Regions from separate parts of the Homo sapiens genome. Here region 2 is linked to region 1. A link is a loop called in an ENCODE intact Hi-C map of the cell type or tissue named here. Cell type or tissue: B cell. All regions are shown on one strand. Each heading gives the region's core, and the rest is flanking DNA. Links, peaks and the distances in the headings are about the cores only.

The links. A loop is a pair of places that touch in the nucleus more often than their neighbours do. Peaks named below come from ENCODE experiments on the same cell type or tissue, not always from the same donor. Only the 100,000 strongest peaks of a DNase experiment are listed, where the experiment ranks them.
Region 2: it touches region 1 in a loop (7-fold over the local background); 5 of 110 quality-filtered maps call a loop at or near these places.

Annotation. Positions count from the first base shown.
Region 1 is chr4:153,080,478-153,088,820 of GRCh38, reverse strand. No RefSeq gene overlaps it. Among named protein-coding and RNA genes, the nearest start is that of TRIM2, 120 kb to the left of the region's middle. RefSeq lists an enhancer at 3,533-3,592. In B cell, for the core only: CTCF peaks have their summits at 3,460 (motif pointing right), 5,007 and 5,210 (motif pointing left); DNase peaks (open chromatin) are centred at 3,460, 5,210 and 6,310; H3K4me3 peaks cover 325 bases; H3K27ac peaks cover 582 bases.
Region 2 is chr4:152,405,183-152,413,525 of GRCh38, reverse strand. FBXW7 (F-box and WD repeat domain containing 7) reads left to right here. Exons shown (of 14, transcript NM_001349798.2): 3 at 997-1,046; 4 at 1,654-2,223. The coding sequence starts at 1,723. Among named protein-coding and RNA genes, the nearest start is that of FBXW7-AS1, 72 kb to the right of the region's middle. In B cell, for the core only: CTCF peaks have their summits at 4,588 and 4,791; a DNase peak (open chromatin) is centred at 4,785.

The sequences.
Region 1 (8,343 bases), core at 144-8,143:
GGAAGAACCCAAAAAGAAAGTCGTCTAGTTAAAGATGGGAGGCAGTAAAAACAAAATGGAGCTGGGGTCCCTTCTCCTACAGTTAAGGAGATGATCTACATTGGTGCCCACACTCAAAAGCATCTGGGCATATGTAGAGCATATCTAGGGTATATCAATGGCATATGTAGGGCATATATAAGGTTTATCTAAGATATATTTAGGGTGTATATAGGGTATATCTAGGGCAGATGTAGGGTATATGTAGGGCATATGGAGGGTGTATGTAGAGAATATATAGGGTATATCTAGGGCATACATAGGGCGTACATAGGGTGTATGTAGAGAATATATAGGGTATATCTAGGGCATACATATATCTAGGGCATACTAGTTCATATGTAGGACATACCTAGGACATACCTAGGGCATACCTAAGGCATATATAGGGTTTATGTAGAGCATATGTGTGGTATATCTAGGGTATACCTAGGGCATATGTAGGGTATATCTAGGGCATACATAGGGCATACTGGGTCGTATGTAAGGCATACCTAGGATATATCTAGGGCATACGTAGGGTATATGTAGGGCATACATAGGGCATACCTAGGACTTATCTAGGACATATGTGGGGTATATGTAGGGTTTATGTACAGCCTATGTATGGTATACCTAGGGCATATGTAGGGTATATGTAGGGCATATGTAGGGTATATGTAGGGTTTATGTAAAGCATATGTATGGTATACCTAGGGCATAGCTAGGGCATATGTAGGGAACATGTCGTACCCTAGATCTGAGCCTGCTGCACCAGCCCCTCTTGGTGCTGCTTCTACATTTCATTTCATTTCATTCCAGTGAGGTTTCATGGGACTTAGCATGTCCCAGAACAAGCTCTGAAAGGCTTCTTTGATATCCAGTAGAAATTTGTTTAGAAAGTAGACAATAGAGGCTCTCTGTTCTGAAAAGAATAGATATTCATCCAGAAAGAGTTTTCTCCCCTCTGCACGTTGAATTTAACTGAAACAGATAGCAAAATTCACCAAGTAGTGCAGTCGGAAAAGCCCACAACGTGAGGCAGAACCTGAGGCTGATGTTCGAGGTTGCCACCTATCGTTGGCCTCTCTTTATAGACTGTGACACCCCGCTTCATCTCTTCCTGCTGCTAGCTCACGTCGGGATTTTGTCATTGACTGCCCAGTTTACTGAAAGAACCTTCTTCCATTTCTCCGCTCCCTTCAGCCTCCATACTATTGCCACTACGATTGCTCTAGAAATGGTGTTGGCCTAGTTAGTCTCTTATGGAAACTCTTGACACCATTCCATGGCCTTCGGAATAAAATTGAACTCCTTCTCTTAAGCCCTCATGTCCTCCCTGCTCTGAGACCTGCCTACCTCTCCAAACCTCCTCTGGCAGCTGCCTACACATTTCCTTGCCTCAGTCATCCAGAATGAGCCCCAAACACATCATGATTTTTATCCCTTTGCCAAGATCTCTTTCTGCCAAGTGCATCCTCCCTACCTTCCTCTCCTTTCACTTGTTAATTTCTTGGCCTCTAACTCTGTTGCTAAGAGTCAGTAACCTGGGAGGCCTTCCCTGACTCTTCCGCCTCTCTCTGTGCCTGGGAGTGCCTCTGTGCTGACTTTATCTCACTGTGTGGTTGACACCAACTGCAGTGCATCATAAGCACCTAGAGAATATAGACTGTAAGATCCCTGTGGGCAGGGCTGTGCATTATTCATCAGTGCTTGACATGGTGTTTGGCACAAATTATATGCTTAATAAGTATTATTGATTAAATGGATCTACAGCCAGGAAGAAATGGAGTGAAGGCATCATACCCATGATGCCAAATGCAGTTCCAGACACCATGAAGCCATCTTCTCTCTCCATCACTCTCCCATTTTACCCTGTTTCTCCCTTTTTCTCCCCAACTCACCATAGGCACCAGCGTCATCAGCAGGCCCGAGAACATGCTGGGGTTGGGCAATGGCATAGGAAGGGGAATGTTCTAGAAAGTTGTGTTTGTCTCTTTACTTCCATCTACATTTCTATTAACCCCATTCATATTGGATATTGTGTGAGAACCACTTTAAAAGGCAAAGAAGAGCAGAGACCGGGGTTGGGAGAGGAGAGGAGAGGAGAGGAGAGGAGAGGAGAGGAGAGGAGAAAAAACAACAACAACAAAAAACATCACACTTTTTTTGGTAATACCATTAGAAATACAGTATTATAAATGAGCAACCTCTTCAAATTGAGAGAAGCAGAGTTGAATATAAATCACCCAAATATTTTTGGGTGCATATGCATAAGCCGTTGGCTGTGCATGTTCCTCTATGTTCTAAGATCCAGTTCCACCCTGCTCTGTGCCCTGGGAGGAAGGCATCCATAAGCTGCATCAGTTGGGCTCCTTACTCCCTAGCTCTGACTTAGATCATGACCATAGGACACACACCATTAGTAAATTAAAGAGAAGGGGGAGAAAGTCGAGGTATTTGTTTCTTTTTCTCTCTCCTTGTCTCCTTAGCTCCTGGCAAGGCTCACCTGTCCTATTTTCAACAGAACTGCCAGTCCAGTCTCAAACAGGATAAAGGTGTCCACACTTACTTAAAGAATACAGCATCTACAGGAGTACCTGGTCTTTCTAATGTCATTGTTACAAAAACAGAGGCAGCCAGGGAGATTTCTACTGCAAGGGTTCCCAGCTGGTCTTCTGAGCTATTGTGGATAGTGTAAAATGAGACTTTCTCTTTTTCCAGCTCCTCTCTCCTGAGACAGGGGCCACTTCTGACCTCTGCTCACGCCCCTTCCCCTTCCTTCATCTAACAAACATTTTTAGAATACCCAACACATTCAATCTATGACAATGAATTTGAGCCATGTTGGCACCAAAATGTCATTTGCACTCTTCCTTCACTCAGTAACCAAAGTCTAATGTTCCATTCAAAAGCAAAATATCTTTCACGCTTTCTTCAGTGGTCTTTGGAGTCCTCACTCCTACTTTCAGATCTAAATGGGGAATGTAAGGAGTGTCACCCATTGTAGGGGGCATTACAAATACAGTTAAATAGCTCCAGAGTGAAGACAGAGTCATCTAGAGATGTGTCCCTTACCAGGGTCAGGCACAGGACTAAGCACTTCCACATCACCACCTAATTTAATCTGTTTAAAAACCCTTGAGGTAAGGAGCATGATTTCCCTCATTTCATAGATAAGGAAAGTGATTACTGAGAAGTTATGAAACTCCTCCAAGGTTACACTAGTTCCTGACTGCCAAGCCAGGATTCAGACACTAAGACGCCAGAATGCTTGCTCTTAACCACCGTACTCTACCACTCTGAGAGCTCAGACAAGCCTGCCATCATCTCTAAGCCTGAATTTCCTCCAGTGAAAATGACAGCACAAGATTGAATCACTTAGAAAGTCCCTCTTGCTCCAAACCCGGGCAGTTCTCCTCAGGAGGCTGCTTTACCTCCATCTACCACCAGGTGGCGGGCAGCCAGCCGTGCAAACGGGTTGCTTGGGCTGCAGGGCGAAGACCTATTATCCCCCTCAACCCTGTCTGACTGTGGCGTGGGAATGGAGTGGAAACTTGTTCCCAGTAGTAATTGGTGTCGAGCCACAAAACTTCTAAGGTGGCAGAGTCAAGAGTTTAACCAGTTGGTCGAATGCCTATGGGCATGTATTTCCATCAGCTGCAGCTGCTACTGCTTAGTTGACAAGTAACACAGGAGACCCTGGGATCTCACACCACCAGTTCCTGGCGGCTCTGTTCCTGCAAATGGTGTGTTGGAACCAACATTCAAAGTAACTACAGGTAAAGAAGTAGGTGCATGGCATCCCAAGGTGGATGTTGTTGATCAGCAAAGGACTGAACTGCTGCCAATAGCAACACGAACCCACTCCCTGAAGCCCCAGTGAGGCCTCTAACTGGTAGCGCCCAGTTGGATGTGTGAAAATAAGAATGAACTGAACTTGGCCTGGGAAGATGAAGACACGGTTTGTGACAGATGCACAGCCCGGGGCTGGCTTCCCATCGATCCAGCTTTTGAGCCCACAGATGGCATCTTCAGGGAGACGTCACGGAACCATGGATGGTGTTGCCACATGCATGCTCTGACAACCTCAACCAAATGAGAAGGAGCAGGGGCTGTCCTCAGTGTGTTGACTCTTCCCTGCTGGTGGGGTCAGGGACATCCTGGCCACCCCAGCAGAGGCCTGCCTCGTTCTCACACTCTGAGATTAAACCCTGAGGGTGGAAATGAGACAGTGATGCCTCAGGACTTGGGAAATGAAGGGTAAAAGTGGCGATGGGTTCTTCTAGTCCTCTGCCTAAGGGTGAGTGTGTGAGTGTGTGTGTGCATGCAGACTAAATAATAAAACTGGGTGACTGCCCCACATCAAACGTTGCCATGGAGAGAAAGTGAAATGCAGGGAGGTGAGCAGGACTATTTCACCGGGGTACAAGGATTCCAAATTCCAAAGGCATTGTTCTTACCTCTCCCCATACTGCACTGCAAACTCACAGCCGCTCTCCAGATTTTGGAAACGTCTGTGGGGAGATCGAGTCATTTCATTAAACTCATGAAGTGAGAAGTTTTACCTGTCGTAATTCTGGCTAAGTTCAGTCTTTTGGAAAAGCAGTAAAAGATGTTTGCTAAGGAAAATAAAATTATAAAGGTCACTATGTTCATTTAAAACTGAGTTTTCCAAATTAAATTCCTGTTTTCTTAGTGAAAGAGAAAAAAAACCCAATATTGGTCTCCGAAAGAGAATTAAAAAAAAGTTAAACTGAAGTGATTTATTTAGAAACCCAGTGTAAAGAATGAAGCATTTATCTCCCCCTAAAGCAAGGTCACCCAAACCCTCTGAGAGCTAGAAGTCAGCTATGAATCCAGCATCAGCATGCTTGTTGGGAGCAATTAGCACTGAGTCAGGTCCGCATGCATGTTGGGAGCTGATACGACCTTAATTGTTGCATCCCACTGTGTGAAGAAATAAGCACTTATATTAGCTCTAGGTCAATGACTGTGGCTCCCCCACATTTATGAGCTTGGAGTCTTGTCAGGCTGAACAAATAAAATAATACTTGTGGCTCCTTTGGTCCCAGCATCTTCCCAGGGATTGACTGTTCTTCCCGTGAAATGTCAGCTTTCATCAGCAAAGAGAACAAAGCAAGCCAGAATATTAGCTTGAGGAGGACTAAGGCACCATCTGGTGGCCGTTTACTATAAATCTTTGCCTCAGATGCAAATTCCTCGCACAAAGGAGCCCTGCCTTCTGATCTGTAGGCTGCCCGGAAGCAGTCGGCCTGACCTGGGAAAGCTGGAGAATACCCACACTTCCACAGCACAGCAGGCTTCTTTTAAAGGTTTGTCCCAGTGTAAAGTCCTCAGCCCCAAGTTTTATAACAACATCCTCACCACGAAGCCCAGAGAGGGAGCACCCCCTGAGGTCTTCACAGCTTGAGAAAAAGAAAGAGCCATTTGGGCTGTAACATTTTAGAAGGTTCTTGAAAGGAAAAGATGCCCAAGAAATCCTACTTTTTTTCCTCATGAATATTCTGCAGTACATAGAAAAAATATGAAGATCCTGCCTGTCCGGTTACTCTTCTCATTTAAAACCTTCTTAATTGACTAAAGAGCATTTTTACAAGACAAGTGCATTACAGACTTACCCTTCCCCAAGTGCAACCTCTCCCCTTGGGCTCCCTGACCACAGACTGGCCTTTGTCCTCCCTGACAGATGGCAATGACTAAAGTGACCCCAACTTGACATTTTTCAATAAGCAACCACAGAGCAAGGCCATCACTAAGCAAAATTCCCAAGTGAGTGAAGTTCTTCCCTGAAGTCCCTTCTCCCCACTCCAGCCGCCCGTATCCATCCCCTTCACCCCCTTCTCTCCCCAGCCCCGCTATTGACCCATCCTGACCGAGGTGTGGGGGTGTGTCTCAATTCTGGAAAGTCTTGCTTGCTAGGATGAAATGCTCTCTCAGAGGATTTCCACATTACCAGGGAGGGGCTCTGTAAAACCTGTATGAGCCAAAGGATAGAGTTTCCAATCATGTCATCTGGGGAGGGGGTGACAAGTTGTGACACATGACTCTGGGGAGTAGACCCTGCTTGAAGCCCCTGAATGTGGAGAGCCACAGCTTTGCCTGCTGGTAAGGCTGGCCCTACAGAGAGGAGCCCTAAGACCCTGAGCTTCACACCCAATGAATGAACGCGCTTCTTCCTGGTGCCGGCCCCGTGCCCATGGCTCTCGTCTGCATGAGCGAAGAAACTTTACCACTTCTGTCTCCTGCTGTGGTTGGTAGAGCTGTGTTTAGACTTGCCTGGTCTGAAATAAATAGTCGGGCACTTCTCAGAAACGGGCAGTTCACACTAATTAACAGGAAGAAGATGAAACAGGAACCCAGCTCAGAAGAGCTGTTCACCTCACAGATCGAGTAACCTGGTGCAGGAGGGGGCCGGGGTGTGGAGGAAGGAATGGGTGCCACTGAGAGGAAAAGTTTTCTCAGCACGAATTGGCTTGGGTTTCCTTGTTTGGGGCTAGAAAGGGGAGAAAGGAGGACAACTGCTTATCACTCACTTGCCTGGACACTATATTTAACGCTAGAGGGCTCACCAATGAACCCCCATTTGCAAAGGTCAAAGGATGGCACCACTCATCAGTTTGCTGTTTCAAGAGGCCGAATGCAGCTGGACTCCAGTTAATAAGGAGAAAGAGCAGAGTTACACACAGGGTACTGCAGGACTGTTTTGTTTGTTTGTTTGTTTGTTTTTAGCTGGAGTAATCTCTAAGTGCCCAAGGAGAGGCATCCTGGAGGCCACTTGTTGTGCTGCAGCCTTCTGGAATGCAGAGGCCACTGCCACAGACTGGCTCAGAGAGAGGACAAGGGGAAGACCCCACAGTGTGGAGCACTCCATTACCTGGGGCCGGTCCAGGACTCCCCCCCGCTCTGACCTCATGACTTCTCAGATGTCAAGTACTCCCCATAAGCCAGGGAAGTGAGAGTTCATCAATTGTACTCAGCCACTGGAAAGGTTTGACAGAAAAATTACGAGGTATTAGCACCGAGGCACCACCTTGGGAACAGAAACACAACTGGAGGAGAGGTCAGGAGAACCAGAGTGTGGTGGGTTGACTTGTGCACCGCCCCCGCCAAATATATATTGGCTTTCTGGGAGCTCAGCCCTCAAAATGGGACTATTTGGACATAGAGTCTTTACAGAGGTAATCAAGTTAAAAAGAGGTCATGAGGGGGCCCCTAGTCCAACTTGACTGATGCCCTTGTAAAAGGGGAAATTTACAGGAAGAATGCCATGTGAGCATGAAGTTGTCCATCCGTAAGCCAAGGAGAGAGGCCTGGAACAGAGCCTTGCCTCATAACTCTCAGGAGGAAGAACCCTTGGACTGGTATCCTCCAGAACTGAGAGGCAAGACATCGCTGCTGTTTAAGCCAGCAGGATGTGGTATTTCATGATGGCAGCCCTCACAATAGCATACGCAGGGTCTGTGTCTTTGCATAGGTCCCTCCACTGCTCTGGATAATTAGAAGTTCAACCAGACACATTCAGAATCCCTTGCAGCCCAACACTCTGACTTTCTAGCCGCCGGGCCTGGAATAACAACGGGGAGCATCTGGCCCCCTCAGAACCTAAAGAGTTGACAGACTGAGCCCTGCTTTTGTGCAACACATCCCAAATCACCACATTCCAAAGGCAGCTGAGCCTAGAGATGGGCTGGGAATTACTGCCTGGTTCTGAAGCGTTGTTTAAAATAGTATAGAGCTAAATTTGAAACTCATTTAAAATAAGTCAGTAAATCAGTTAAAGAGTTATCTTTCTTTACAAGCCTTGGTCCTCCTCCAGCCATGCTGGCCTTCAGGTTCAGGGTGCATTGTTCGTATGTGCTATTATTGGATGGTAGTAATAAAGAAGCCCATGCATCTGAATGCATCTTGCTAATCACATTCTCTATTACCGCCTCTTTCCACAGCTGCTACCATCAATTGTGTTTGGTTTTGCCTGGGAATAGGCATGTGTTTGGTGAACTCTGAGTGTGTTTGGGTTGCAGGTATAGTGCTTGTTGGATGAGGAGGTGCAGGAGGGGAGTGGTGAGGGTGGACACCAAGGTTGGCACATGACAGCAAGCTGGGGATGTTTTGGAGGGTCTATGGATTCCTGCAGATGCCTTCTCCTATGAATACTTTTCATAGTATCTTGCAAAGGAAAGAATCTTTTCCTTTGCAAGATGTCTATGAAACTGGCAGCAGCTATGGAAGCCAGACCTGAAATTTAACAGATCAATTAAATACCTTGTTTTGACATTTTGGTACCAAGGTTGGCAAGACCAC
Region 2 (8,343 bases), core at 224-8,223, 680 kb after region 1:
GAAACTAGTAATCTTGAGAAATTTACTAAATCATTTTGAGCCTTGATTACCTTGCCTGCAAAGTGAGGAACATTTTCAATTTAAAATTCTATTTCTTTTATTAGTATTCTTCCTGACCTTGAATCATTTCTATTCCCATCATGTCCAGTTGCCAAGAAAACCATGCAACTTAATGTTGTTTGTTAGCCATCAGATTTTATTTTACTGAACTCAAGTTCAGTCACATCAGTTACCGATAAAATAATAAGTTCTATATTAATATTTGATATATCTTGACATTTTGTATTATGGTAGGAAGAAATAAAAGACCTTCCTCAAATTTTAGGATATGGGCTTCTGTTTGTTGATGTTTGTGTTTTATGATACACTGTTGTAAATCATACTAAAGGTTTTCTCTGAAAAAGACTAGAATTGACAATACTTCATTTGTTAGCAGTTTCAAGTTTTAGATCACGGGTGCATAATTTCTTGTGTGTGCACAACATGTTGGCATTTTATCTGACTTCAAAGATGTCCATATAGATACCAGCAAAGGATAAAATGTAAGAATGAATATCATGAAAAGATGCTGTATCAGATAAAATTCTAGAGCCTAGGTTAAAAAACATAAAGGCAAACATGCTTGATATATAAAAATTGAGAAATATGATAAAAAGAAGTAAGTTTAAAGCATCAGTAATACCACTGCCTAAGATGCAGTTTATTTTGAAATGTTGTCTTCTAGTCTTCATACAGTTTAAAAATCATACTATAATCACAATTTCCAGCATTTTCCCCTTAGCATAATATATTATAACATCCATGTTTTTAAAAATATTTTATGAACGTCATGTTTAGGGATTACACCATATATATCCCATCTCATAGATTCCTTTATATTGAACATTTGGATTTTTATTTACATTTTTATTTACATTTATTTTTATCTTTATTTTTTGCTTTCGTGGATAAACTGCAGTGAGCATCCTCTGTATAAATTTTTTTTTTCTGTTTTAGGATTACTTCCTTAGGATAGATTGCCAGAAGTGGAGTTACTGGGTCAGAGGGTATGAACTTATGAACTTTTTTTTTAAATAAATTTTTTGTTCATTTTCTGTCCAGTCATTTGTAAAAAAATTAAAATAATAATGATTATAATTGTTACCTGCTAGAAAACTGTGTCTGAAGGCAAGATTCTGTGATCAGAAAAGTTTGGGAAATACCCAGGGTAAAAAGCCTTTTAATCTGATTTACCTCAGCATTTCCCAAATTAACTGAACACTGAAAATTTTTTTTGATACACTTCTTAAAATTTTGTGGAAGTTTTATATAGGATATAGTCTATGAACTACTGATGTAAAATTAAAATTGTTTTATTTGCTTGAAATATTATGTTTTATTGGTCAAAGGAATTAAACTATAAATCTTCATGCTAAAAATTATTAAAAGGGATTAGTGTTGTTTACTATGGTTTTTGTGCATGTCTTTATAAAGTCTTATAACTTTTAAAATTGAAATGTTCTATATTGTTTACTAAAGAACATTTTAATGCCTTGGTGGCATCAATACTTTTTTGCAATCATTAATGATATTTAGAAAGTAGACATATAACATGAAAGTAGAACATAATATAGATTGTACAAATCTTGTTTTTTACCCTATTTTCCCCTGCAGAATGTGAAAACCTTTGCATCTTCTGATAGTCTAGCCAAGGTCCAAGAAGTAGCAAGCTGGCTTTTGGAAATGAATCAGGAACTGCTCTCTGTGGGCAGCAAAAGACGACGAACTGGAGGCTCTCTGAGAGGTAACCCTTCCTCAAGCCAGGTAGATGAAGAACAGATGAATCGTGTGGTAGAGGAGGAACAGCAACAGCAACTCAGACAACAAGAGGAGGAGCACACTGCAAGGAATGGTGAAGTTGTTGGAGTAGAACCTAGACCTGGAGGCCAAAATGATTCCCAGCAAGGACAGTTGGAAGAAAACAATAATAGATTTATTTCGGTAGATGAGGACTCCTCAGGAAACCAAGAAGAACAAGAGGAAGATGAAGAACATGCTGGTGAACAAGATGAGGAGGATGAGGAGGAGGAGGAGATGGACCAGGAGAGTGACGATTTTGATCAGTCTGATGATAGTAGCAGAGAAGATGAACATACACATACTAACAGTGTCACGAACTCCAGTAGTATTGTGGACCTGCCCGTTCACCAACTCTCCTCCCCATTCTATACAAAAACAACAAAAGTGAGTATATTCAATATATTGTTAACCTGAGAAACTTTACATATCTATTTTAATTGTAATGAAACTTTCCTCACAGTCTTTGTATTACTAAAAATTAATCTTAAGATGTGTAATAATAAAATGAACTAGTTTTTTGTCTTACAGAAGGTAATGGAAAGTATTACAAGTAGAAATACTGATAATGGGACAATCTGAGTACAAATGGAGGGAAAGTAATTGAGCCTATTACTATGAAAAATTATTAACATCAAATTTTCGTCTAAACCTTGCGTCCCGGGCAGGGATTAGTAGCTTGTGTGGGGTGTAGAGGTTTCGGGTGAAACATGATTTGTGTAAATCAAGTAATGAAGAAACTTTTTATTTACAAAATGCAGCTGCTAGAGTGGGCTATTCACAAGTGTCACTCTAAGGCATAAATTACTCAGAAGTTGCCTCAAATTAGTTCTAGTTATTTATCATTTGAGAATTAGAAATAATGAATATTCATGTAGAGTAGACTTACAAGTTAAACTATGTTTTGGAAAGGAACATTTTAACTTGAATATACTTGTTTTATAGACATTAACATAATGTCTGTGGTAGTTCATCCTCTTACTCCTACTTGCTTATTTCTTACATTTTACAGTGATTTTAGGCCATAAACAATATACAAACTGATTTAACATCGTATCGTTTAACCTAACTTGACTTGGAATGAAGTATCTTACACACTTGGATTAATAATAATTGAAATGCTAAATCATGTTTTACATCTGCTTGTAAAACCTTACTTTCTAAAATGTGTTTGGCCCTAATTTACCTAGCCTATCTGCAAGTCAGATTTTATTTAGCTGGCATGATCTAAGAAGGACGTGACATCAAGTAGTGATTTTTCATCCATTGTACCATCCCTGTCTCAAGATGTTGAAGCAGTAGCTTTGGATCTCAGCCAGATGGCTCTACCACTAACAACTATAGCACCACTTTGTTAAGGCTCAGACCTTTTATAGTGTCATTCCTCCCTTTTGCCCCCCTAGTCTTGATCATCTTCTTCAAGGTTGCTATATCAAAAGGGAGTTTTAACATCTCTTTTTTTCCTGAGGGTTCAGTTAGAGGAATAGGGGTTTAATACTTAAGGTCCAATTGCACTAACTTATTTCAGAAAGAGGTTCAATCAAAACTAAGCCTTGCGGAACAATGCAGAGTTATTGCTGATTTCTGCTACACTTTAAATTAAAAGCAAAAAAAGCTAGTTAGACAAAACATTATCTTTTTCCAAAAGGAAAAGTCATCCTTATATTCTGTAGGAAACCTTCCAGTTCACAAGTTTGACAGGTGCTTTATCTTTTCTTTACCTTCAAGATGTAAAATTTTGTGTATGATGATTACCTTTTTAAAAACGAAGTATACTGAATTTGTTAGTTTTTTTCTAGTGATTCTGAATCATGAATAACAATTATTGTCCTGTACATATAACAAGAATGGACTGGGCTCTAACCATAGAAGGAATACATGTGTGTATGCATTTATGTATATACACATGTACAGTATAGATGTGTGTATGCATTTATGTATATACACATGTACAGTATAGATGTGTGTATGCATTTATTATATAAGTGTGTATGTATAGTTTTTGATATATTGTTGATCATGAGATGATCTGCCTTCGTAAGTATGGCATGAAGAATACAAAGCTATTTGATTGCCAGGACAGTGATACCCTTCTACAAGTAAGATTTCAGTCTGAAATTTTTCTAAATGTTTTCCTTTTTGTCCATTCCTGAAACCCTTCTGCCAGAGTATTCCCAGAGCACTTTCAACAGCATTAAAAAAAGTCACTGAGTACTGCTTCACCTAAAAAGAAAATGTCAGTATTCTCCGTGTATACATGTTTTAATACAATAAATAGAAGCTCTCACTAGTTGAAGTACTTTATTTTGGAAGAGCTTTAAATTCTTGATCATTATAAAGTTAAGACACTTCTACAGATGTTACCCTAGACCATAGTTTCATTCAAGTCTTCTTTGACTTTTGAGAGTAGAGGCATAAGAAATGAAATCCCATTTTAAATGTTAACATAGGATTAGCTTTCTACAAATTTTACTCAGGATACCTTTCAAGTTTTATTTTTTGGCATTCTCATAAACAAACCCTGTGGACAGCTAGACTGAATTTTACCCATCATCCCTAAATATGCTGCATAAGCAAATATATTAATGAGAAAAAAAGATTTTTAATTCTTCCTTGCATTGCTTTATTCTTTGAAAGCATTCTGAAAACTGTCAACACTCTGAGGACAGTTTTTCCCCCCTTGTCACTAAAGGTTTGTTCTTTTGGGAGCCTTATGGCAAGCAATATATGTTAAAAATTCCATGTTGTCTTAATGTTAAAAGTCAAGGGAAGTGGTAGTCAAGAATTGCTATTTATTAAGCTCACACTGTTTGAAAGATCCTACTACAGATACATAAACAAAAGTTACAGAGAGGCCGAATGATCCACCCCAGATTACACTACGTGATGAGAGATTTTAATCCTGATTTGCCTAATAGCAAAAAACCCCTTTCTCTTTCCACATGCTATGCTGCCCCCTATGGTTGAATTTGACAAACATCACTGAACAAGATTTCCAACATAGTCAGAGACTCTGCCATGTGATGATTTTCTGATACTATGTCCCATTTGAAGTGATAAGAGCTACCCTATAGAAAGGACAGAGGGCTCAGTTAACTACTTTTCTTTGTGGCACTTAACAAAACATTATTGAAGATTTTACAGCTCAAGGCTAAAGTAATCAGGAACAAATGACGCTGTTAAAAAATTTTATAGAGGTCATACTCTCTTGAATCCATAAAACATGCTTTTAAAGCAGAGGTTGTGTGCTGGCTATTCCTCTAAATCTTGCTTCTCCAGATACAAATGTCTGTCTCTTCAGTTTTAACTCTCATTCTCAACATCCTTATCATATTTTTTTAAAAAAAGTTGTTTTCTGAAGATATGCCCAGCTCATATTGAAGAATCTTTGACATATTTTATGCAGAATATCAACTAATTTTCTACTAACATGAAAAACAAATGAGATGATTATTAGGCCAGATCTGGTATCCTGATCTTTTGATGAAGAGAAGTGTGTTTGAGCATTAATTTCTGATGCTTCCATATCTATCTTAGTGGCTTCCACCTGTTCTCTTCTCACATAACTTCCTTACCTCAAATTAGTCTATTTTTTTCCCATCTTGATTGTTAGATTCTTCCTAGTAATTAAATCGTTTTTATCCATTTGCCTCAAATAAGAAATAAATGTTTATCAAAAAATAAATATATATAAAAGATAGCCAGGTGTGGTGGCTCACACCTGTGATCCCAGCACTTTGAGAGGCTGAGGTGGGCAGATTGCTTGAGACCAGCCTGGGCAACATGGCAAAACCCTGTCTCTACAAAAAATACAAAAATTAGCTGAGTGTGATGGCATGCGCCTGTGGTTCCAGCTACTTTGGGGGCTGAGGTTGGAGGATCATTTGGGCCCAGGAGGTTGAGGCTGCAGTGATCTGGGCCACAGAGCAAGACCCTGTTTCAGAATAAATAAATAGAGGGTGGGGGGAGGTGTGGAGAAGCATCTAGTGTATTGGAGTTTAGAGGCGTAAGACCCTTTCTTGTCTATAAATTCTGAACAATAGAGGAATCAGGTAATAGGATCATTAACCAATCAGGGTATCTGGTCCGCCATTCTCCAACCACCTCCTAGGACCAGAGCTGCTGAGCAGCTTTGTAGGATAATGTGGCTAACATTGGAAATATAACAGGGCTCTAAGTTACACTCTGTTGTAGAGTTCTAGAGAATGATAGCTTCTTCAGAAAGTCCCTGGCCTAGTCTACCTGCAAGACAAGCAACTTAAGTTCAAAGTCTGTTTGGTATATACATGTCCAGAGAGCAAAAAATGCTATTTAAGGCAGTCATCTTGAATAACATCCACTAGTAAACATGGCCCAATGAATAGCCATGTCCCCTACCTTTGTGAAGGAGGAAAAATGAAACATTGACTCAGCCTAATTTAGCCCAATTTTAAACATGTGGGGAGGATAATGGAAATGGGAGAAATGGGGACAATGGGTGAGATGGGTTTTCCCCTAACATATTAGAGTGATAAGAACTTTTCACATCTGAGTTTGAATTCTGATTATACCACTTACTGTATAACCATGAGTATATAATCTCAGTGAACCTATTACTTTATCTGTAAAATAAAGACTCATGCCTACCTCTCAAGGTTTTTGTAAGGATTAAGTGAAATAATTTATGTAAAACAAGTAGCATAGTGCCTGGGACACTCAGATATTTTGCAGATATCGGCCTTGTGACCTCATTTTTTCCGTCTCCTGTGCCTTACCCCAAATCCCACAAAATAAACTTCATTCCCCGCAGCGGTTGTCAATCTCTATATATATGTTTTACAACCTTCAGCATTCAGTCATCATATCACCCTCTAGTGTAAAAAGTAGAGAAATAAATTCTTTTAAAAAGGTACATAGGAGGATTAGAAGAGTACTGTAATAAGCTAGGCCCATCTTCAATAAAAATAGACATAAATTTTGAAGTCGATGCTACCCACAGATCTCCCTAGTTGATAAAATATGTACCCTTTCCTTTCATTAGAATTTAAGTCAATTTCTCTAGACTTTCTTCTAATCTTTAACTAAAGCTTCTGTATATTTAAATGCTTTAATGAATCTTCCATATGGATGCCAAAATGAATTTTAGCTCATGGTTAATTTCTAATTAATGCCTGTTAATATAGTTTTAAATGTATTTGTTAATATTATTTTAAACAATAATAGCTCTAAATGTTGGTGATAAACTGTATCTCATTCACTGCAGGTAATGACAGTTACTATTATTAATTATTTAAGAGACGGGGCCTTGCTGTGTTTCCCAGGCTGTCCTTGAACCCCTGGGCATAAGAGATCCTCCTGTGTAGCTGGGACTACAGGCGTGGACCACCGTGCCCAGCTCAAAAAGTATTTTAATTATGAGGTTTCATTGTAGACTAAAGAATAATCTTCACACCAAATGGACCATTTTAAAATTGTTTTATAGCATTCCATTGATTAGTTCTTTATACAGATGATAAACTTCACTGAAGTATACACAAATATCACAAATAGTTATCTTCAAAATGCTTCCAAAGAAAATTGTTTCATATGTGTATTATAATGATCTGATCCATTTTTAATGTTGTTTTTGTTGGTGGTAGGGAAGACAGTATGAAGAAAAAGGACATAGGAATAGATCATGATGAATATTGTTTTCACTTTGGTAGTTAACTCCAAAATTATTTCTCAAGCTCCGATCATTCACCTTAGCCATAGTTTTGCATTTCTAGCTGTCTGTTGGGCATCATCATCTGAGTGGTCCACTGAAAACTAAAAGTACTGTTTCTTTCTCCAAACCAAGTTTTTATTTGCCTCCCCAGGTTATCTTTTCCCTCTCAATAGGTCCCATCTTCTGGTCAGTGGATAGAAAAGTGGCTTGACTTTTTCTTATCATCTGAGTCTGGGCCTGCTGAATAATTTAACAGACTTGATCACTTAGTCTCTCTTTTTCTTACCCGCCAGGCAATTGTAAGATAAAAATTGGAGGGTCAGTGTTTAAAAACGTTAAGAGCATTTTTGCTTGGGCTTCTGTTTGCATCAGGCTATAACGCCACGTCCTTGACAATGAGTTGGCAGTATGAATAATTGGATGAGTTTTTTAAAATGAATTTTTAGCTCTGTATAGATAATAACCTCAATACAGATATCTGGTGCCCCATTTCCCACTGATAAAGCCAAACCTAAATGAGAATGTTTGAAGTCTTCCAATATCTTACCATAGTTTTTACCTGGTTTCATCTCCTCTCCTCTCTACTTGTTTTGAATCATACTCCTTCCCACCAGCCATATCCTTCAAATCGAAGTCCAAATCCCCTATCTTAATACCTTCCTAGATTTAGAAAATCGAATTCCTTTCAACCTGTTCTTGCTTCTCTTCATGGTGCAGTTCATTTGGTATTACCTGGTGACATTTTTGGTAAGCTTTGTCTTAAGTTGACATATAATTCTTCACTTTTTTGAGCAGTAGAAATTTGGTAAATTTGTTTTCAG